2 separate regions of the Homo sapiens genome follow, and region 2 is linked to region 1. Evidence: chromatin contacts called from ENCODE Hi-C or POLR2A ChIA-PET data. All regions are on one chromosome and are shown on one strand. Each heading gives the region's core, a stretch centred on a gene start or an enhancer-like site at or near the end of the contact. The rest is flanking DNA. Distances are from core to core; before and after follow the strand shown. Region 1 holds the start of PLEKHM2 (pleckstrin homology and RUN domain containing M2). Region 2 overlaps EPHA2-AS1 (EPHA2 antisense RNA 1).

Region 1 (3,217 bases), core at 74-2,573:
TGTTACGGTGGGTTTCAGGGGCTGAGGGAGTTGAGGCCCTTGGGATACGTGGGGCTGAAGAAGAGGGATAAGGATAAGGAGTGGGAATGGGGCATTGGGGCTGAAGGTGAGGAGGGTGTGTTTTGGGGGTGGGGAGGAACACCAGGGACCTCAAATGTAGGACTGGGCCTTGAGGGTGAGGCACTGAGGAGGGGAGGCTGTGGAGGGCCAGGGGGCCCAGGGAGGGTCTAGGGCTGGGGACTGGAGTCTAGGCTGACCCGGTGGGGGTGCTGGGTCCTCCAGGCTGCGAAAGCCAGGGGGCCTGGGTCTGCACATTGAGGGGGTGGCTGGGCTAAGGAAGGGGAGGAAGATAAGTGGGGCTTGCAGGCTAAGAGGGTCTTGGGGTCCCTGGCCAGAGTTAGTGGGGTGCACTGGGGTCTCCAAGGAGGGGTCTGTGGACTAAAGAGGGCCGGCGGGAGGGGGCCCAGGGTCTGTGGGTGTCTCGAGTCTCTGAGGAGGGCCGGGGTCTCAGGGTCTGTGGGGGTCTCTGGCCTGTGGGGTCGGAGTCTCCAGAGTCCTTGGGGCCTGTGGGAGTCTCTGGGGTTTTGTGGGGGGATCCTGTGGGCTGAGGAGGGCTGTGGGGAGGGTCTCAGGGTCTCTGGGGAGGGCCAGTGCCTCGGGGTCTTTGGGGGTCTCTGAGGAGGGCTGGGGGCCCAGGGTCTGTGGGGGTCCCCAGCAGGTGGGGTTGGGGTCTCCGGAGTCCCTGGAGTCTGAGGGTGTCTCTGAGGTCCCAGGGGGGAGTCTATGGCCTGAGGGCTGAGGGGGAGGGTCTCCAGGGTCTCTGAGGAGGGCCGGTGTCCCGGGCAGGCGGGGTCGGGGTCTCCGGAGTTCCTGGGGTCTGAGGGTGTCTCTGGGGTCCCTGAGGGAATCTGTGGGCTGACGAGGCCTGGGGGAGGGTCTCCGAGGAGGGCCGGGGTCCCAGGGTCTGTGGGGGTCTCTGGCAGGCGGGGTCGGGGTGTCCGGAGTCCCTGGGGTCTGAGGGTGTCTCTGGGGTCCCTGAAGGAATCTGTGGGCTGAGGAGGGCTTGGGGAGGGTCTCTGAGGAGCCCCGAGGTCCCCGGCAGGCGGGGTCGAGGTCTCTGGCGTCCCTGGGGTCTGAGGGTGTCTCTGGGGTGCCGGGGAGAGTCTGTGACTTGAGGAGGGCTGGGGGCGGGTCTCGGGGTCTCTGGGGAGGGCCGCGGCCAAGGGTCTGTGCGGGTCTCCGGGTCCCCGGAGTCCCCAGGCGCAGGCGGGCCCTGGCGCCGCCCCGCCTGACATCAGTTCCTGCCGCCGCCGCCGCCGCGGCGCACAGCCCGCGGCCTCCTTCCCCGCCGGCCGCGCTCCGGAGCCTCCGGGCCGCGGTGGAGCGAGGGCCCAGGCGAGGCGAGGGCCGGGCGGCGGGCGCCGGGCCCCGCGGCCGGCACGACGGAGCCCCCGTACGGCCGGCGGCAGCGGTTGGCGGCGGCCCCCGGCCCCCGGCGCGGGAAGCGGCGGCGGGGCGGCGGCGGCGGTGGCGGTGGCGGTGGCGGCGACGGTGGCAGCGCCATGGAGCCGGGGGAGGTGAAGGACCGGATCCTGGAGAACATCTCGCTGTCGGTGAAGAAGGTGAGCGCGGCCTCCCTCCCGGCCGGGGCCCCTTCCTCGCCGCGCCCCCCACGCCCTCCGGCGGCGCTCTCCCGGGCCGGGGCCCCCCGCCCTTCCCCTCCGCGACCCGGGGGGCGACGAGCGGCCGGGAGCCCCGGGCCGGTAGAGGGGAAGCGGCGCCGCTCACGTGAGCGCCGCGGCCTCGGAGCTATTTTTAAAGAACAAAGTTGAGGTCAGCATCCTCGGAGCTTCCCCAAACCTGGCCCGGGGCCCTGCCCTCCCGGAGAGGGGTCAGCGACCCTCCGGTCCCCCACTGGGGCAGCGGCGCCCCCGGGAGCTCCTGAAGGAACCCCATGCAGCCTCCTGTGGAATCCGCTGCATCCCCGGGTCCCCCCGCCAGGCTGGCGTCGCCCAGGGTCTGGCAGTCAGGGTGGAGGCCAGTGATAAGCAACTTCACTTTCCCATGGCCTGGGTCCCGGCGACATTGCCTCTGCTCCTGGGAAGTCCCCTGAATAATCTTGCTCAAGGATGGTAGCTTTGAAGAGGTTCACTAGGGGCTTTGATTATAAGAACCTGAAGTACATGGGGATTGCATTTTGGATGCTGATCCGGGGAACCGGGTGACACCACAGACACCTTGCTGTGGGGCTTGCCGCAGTAAACATCACTGTCCCAATTCCAGGTAGAAATGAGTACATACCTGTCAAGGGCATGTATTTGTGATGAAGTTGGCATATCCGCAAAAGGGTCCGTGCTAGAAGGTAGAATCCATATTCTGACGTTTTTGGGCTGGATATAAAAATAATAATAATAAATTTAAAAGAATCCATATTCACTGAAAACCTAAATGGCCAAATCAGAATGGATTTTTCTCTCTCTCTCCCTCTCTGTGTGTGTGTTTGTGTAATTTGAATTCCTGGCTCACCAGATAGTCTCAGAAACTGAAAAAAAAAAAAAAAAAAAGAAAGAAAGAAAGAAAAAAGAGAAAGAAAATGGCTTGGGTGAGGGACTCAGCAGCTTATTTTACTTGAAGAAGCAAAATGGATAGAATTAATTAGATCAACCATCATATTTAAATAATTGTCTGTTTTCCCACTGAGATTCCTCAAAAGCAACACAGGCAAGCTATTTTACCTTTCATAAAGATAAATGTGACTTAAAAAGAAAATAGATTCTCGAATTGCCCTTACTGAAAACATTCCTCTAAAAGCACAGCTAAAGTAACATTGCAGAGATCCAACAAGAGTTTTACGTAGTTTTACTGAGCTTTGCTAATGTAATGGGGTATGGTTTTTGCTTACTCAAGGAGGGCAGGATGAGCAAATACTTTGTTGAGAAGCAGTACATCTTTCCTAATGGAAGAGAAAGGAACACAGGTGACCTTTCTAATCTAATCTGGGCTGATTGTGGCTTTAGGTAGGCCCGGCGTTTGTCTTTGGATTTCAAACAAATGAATGGAGAAAGTCTGTGATGGAGAGGCAGTAGACATGGGGCACGCTGTCACATGTATAAGCATGAGTCTTTTGAAGGCAGAGATTCACTTTGTAAGTCAGGCTGTCACTTATGAGTTAGGTGTGTTTGTTGAGGTGCATATAATTGTAGGTGTTTGGACAAGG
Region 2 (3,532 bases), core at 746-3,245, 480 kb after region 1:
TGTCTGTCGCCTGCCTGTAGCTAGCCCTGCAGTGAGCAGTCTATCCCTACCCAGCCCTGCCCATCACTTCTGCCACAACACCCCTGCAAGATCCTGTCCCTGTCCTCAGCAGGGTCTCTCATCATTTCTCTAGAACCCACCCATCTATCCCCCCACCCCTTCAGCTGTGTCCTTCATCTGTCAATCTGTCCATCCATCCAGCCATCCATCCATCCATCCATCCATCCATCCATCCATCCAGCCATCCATCCATCCATCCAGCCATCCATCCATCCATCCAGCCATCCATCCTTCCTTCCTTCCTTCTTCCTTCCTTCCCACCTTGGCCCAGCCCCTCTCAGCCCCCTCTGCATCCCATCCATCACTTCTCAGACAGGCCTCCCCAGCCAGGTAGTCACCTCCTAGCGGCTCCATCTGTCTGTCTGTCTACCAACCCATCCATCCATCTGTCTGCCAGCCCATCCATCATGCCACAGGCCACTTGTCCATTCTTGCCACCTTTCACATGTTCCCTAGTTAGGCCCCTGTGGTATCCCCCAGCCAGCGCAGTGTAGGTGGGGGGCGTGTGTTCATGTCAGTAGATATGTCTGTGGCCGCCAGCATGCCTTGTGCTGAGCAGAGGGCAAGGGACCTGGATGAGGAGCTGGGGAGGGGTTGGGGACAGGAAGACTGGGAACCTCTTGGTGGGGGGCACAGCAGCTTCCCTGTGTATTCTCCCTGTGGTCTGTTGCACCATAGGCATCAATGGCCTGCTCAAAAATAAATACACGACTGGAAAACTCTCCCACCTCCATTCTTTTTCCTTTTTGGGGGGGTGGTGGGGACAGAGTCTTGCTTTGTCCTCCAGGCTGGAGTGCAGTGGCACGATCTCAGCCCACTGCAACCTCCACCTCCTGAGTTCAAGCAGTTCTCCTGTCTCAGCCTCCCAAGTTGCTGGGATTACAGGCCTGCGCCACCACGCCTGGCTAATTTTTGTTTTTTGGTTTTGTTTTTTCTTTTCCGGGATGGAGTCTTGCTCTGTCACCCAGGCTGGAGTGCAATGGCCGGATCTTGGCTCACTACAACCTCCGCCTCCCGGATTCAAGTGATTCTCCTGCCTCAGCCTCCCAAGTAGCTGGTATTACAGGCACGCGCCACCACGCCTGGTTAATTTTTGTATTTTTAGCAGAGATGGGGTTTCACCATTTTGGCCAGGCTGGTCTCGAACTCCTGACCTCAGGTGATCCACCTGCCTCTGCCTCCCAAAATGCTGGGATTACCGGCATGAGCCACTGTGCCCGGCTTCCGTTCTTCCTGATTACTTAAGAGGGGCCTGACTAATGCCCAGCATGGTTGGGGACCCAGGCCCCTCAAGCCCTGGAAGTCCCTTGCCTGGGGTCATCCAGTCTCCTCCCTCAAAGGGCTCTCACTCCCCACCGCCGCTCCCTCTCCTCTTCCTGCTGCTGAGAGACGAGAGACCAGCAGAAAGAGACTTGGAGAGACGGAGACACAGAGGCAGATGGAGAATGCTGGGCGCCCGGGAAAGCCCAGGAAGGAGCCCGGGCCACGTGGAGGAGAGGCAGGTGGGAGGAGGCAGGAGAGAGCAAGGCTGCCCAGGACAATGGAGCGGGACCGGAGGAGACGCGGGGAGGGACGCGGGCCAGGGGTGCGGTGGGGGGCACGGGGTGGAACTCCGGGTCCCGTAGGGCGGGGTGGGGGAGTGGGTGGGGGGATGGCCCACCTGCCGTGGGAGCGGGTCCGGAGGAAGCTAGGGTCTCGGGGTGGGAAGTGCTGTGTAGAAGCGAGCGCAAGAGGCGAGAGGAAGCGCGGCGGGGCGGCCCCTGTCCCAGCCTCACCCCCATCCCCCCAAGTCTCGCACCCCGGTCCGCCCCAGCTTCCGGCTCCGCAGGTGCCGCCTTTGAGGGCCGCCGCTCGCAGTTTACCGCGGAGCCGGAGCCAGAGCCCCTTCCCCGCGGCGAGGAACTGCCTCTGCGTCTCGTAAAAGGGGTCTGGGCCTGGGGGGCGGCGGCCTCCGTCGCCATGGAAACCGGGGCGGGGAGGCGGCGGCCCGGAGAGCCCCATGCACTTTGCATACCATTGCAGGTTCCTCCCCTTGGGCCCCGCCAGCCTCGCTGGGCCCGCCTCTCTCTCCGCCCCTCCTCCCCAAACCCATCACCCTTGCCTTTATTTGTCTTAAATTTATTTTAAAATGTATTTATTTATTTTTTTCAAACAGGATCTCGCTCTGTCACCCAGGCCAGAGTGCAGTGGTGCGATCATGACTCTCTACAGCCTTCCATCTCCCCAGGCTCAGGTGATCCTCCCACCCCAGTTTCCCAATAGCTGGGACCACCACGCCTGGCTAATTTTGTGTGTGTGTGTGGTGATGTCGCCCTCTGTCACCCAGGCTGGAGTGCCGTGGCCAGATCTTGGCCCACTGCAACCTCCGCCTCCCAGGTTCAAGCAATTCTCCTGCCTTAGCCTCCTGAGTAGCTGGGATTACAGGCGCGTGCCATCACACCCGGCTAATTTTTTTGGTATTTTTAGTAGAGACGGGGTTTCACCACGTTGACCAGGCTGATCTCAAACTCCTGACCTCGTGATCTGCCTGCCTCAGCCTCCCAAAGTGCTGAGATTACAGGCGTGAGCCACCGTGCCTGGCAATGCCCGGCAATTTTTGTATTATAGAGACAGGGTCTTGCCATGTTGCCCAGGCTGGTGTTAAACTCCTGGACTCAAACAACCTGCCCACCTCCGCCTCCCAAAGTGTTAGGATTACAGGCATGAGCCACTGCACTCGGCCACCCCTGCCTTTAAAAGTCACCTCCTCCAGGAAGCTTTCAGCCACCACCACCACGCCCGGTGGCACCACTGACACTTCATAACAATAATAATTCATCATCACTGTGATCGTGGCTAGGCTTGGCTGAGCTTTGTCTCTGTGCTTCCTTCACCCCCATCTTCTTCTGTCCTCATACCAACCCTGTATGGAGAGGCCACTTTTGTCGATATTTACAAATGAGAAAACTAAAGCTGGTAGGGGGTCTGCTCAAGGTCTCACACCTGGAAAATTCCCTCCTCATTCTAGTCTCAGTGTTCTCATTTGTAAAAAGGGAAGCTCGCACCAGGCGCTTGCCGAGTGACCACGCAAGGGTGGGAATGAGACCGCAGGTTTGTCTGAGCAGGGGCTGAGTGTGGCATTCTGACTCTGAAGGCCTGTAGTCAGGGTATGCATGCTCTAGTTCACCTCAGCCCGGCTGCGTCACACCCCCACTCTGTCCCCCAGTGCATCCCCACCCTTGGGACCCTAAGTGAATCTCTCCAGACCAAGCTCCTAGTGACTCAAGAGACATCTCTAAGGGGTCTTCCAGCTCTGCCATTCTGAAGTCTTAGCTTATTGAGAGGGTGACTCCTTGTGCTGTCTCCCTCCTCTGACTGGATGCTCCTGGGGGTGAGGGGCTGTGCCTCTCCTGTCAGACGGGACACTGCTAAGGGTTAGGACACCTCTGTCACTCCCCTAGGTCTGTGGTCACTAGAAATGCCCAAATCCAGG

Evidence for each region. Hi-C counts contacts between places; a loop is a spot of excess contacts on that map. ChIA-PET counts read pairs that join two places held with the same protein, here RNA polymerase II (POLR2A). Pooled maps may share reads with other maps.
Region 2: POLR2A ChIA-PET joins it to region 1 with 10 read pairs in activated T-cell. The contact joins the enhancer-like site here to the promoter of PLEKHM2 in region 1. A Hi-C loop is called at or near these places in 1 of 50 pooled maps. POLR2A ChIA-PET finds 5 or more read pairs at or near these places in 2 of 52 experiments (GM10248 and activated T-cell).

Annotation. Positions count from the first base shown.
Region 1 is chr1:15,682,997-15,686,213 of GRCh38, forward strand. It overlaps PLEKHM2 (pleckstrin homology and RUN domain containing M2), which reads left to right and starts at 1,324. Exons shown (of 20, transcript NM_015164.4): 1 at 1,324-1,622. The coding sequence starts at 1,563. RefSeq lists silencers at 1,178-1,257, 1,348-1,427, 1,948-2,017 and an enhancer at 2,248-2,307.
Region 2 is chr1:16,165,961-16,169,492 of GRCh38, forward strand. It overlaps EPHA2-AS1 (EPHA2 antisense RNA 1), which reads left to right. Exons shown (of 3, transcript NR_187275.1): 3 at 1-782. Among named protein-coding and RNA genes, the nearest start is that of EPHA2, 12 kb to the left of the region's middle. RefSeq lists enhancers at 1-90, 2,378-3,023 and a silencer at 1,790-2,189. Within about 2 kb of position 1,996, at least 7 of the 41 ENCODE cell types and tissues checked have a DNase peak (open chromatin) inside an H3K27ac peak, as active enhancers do.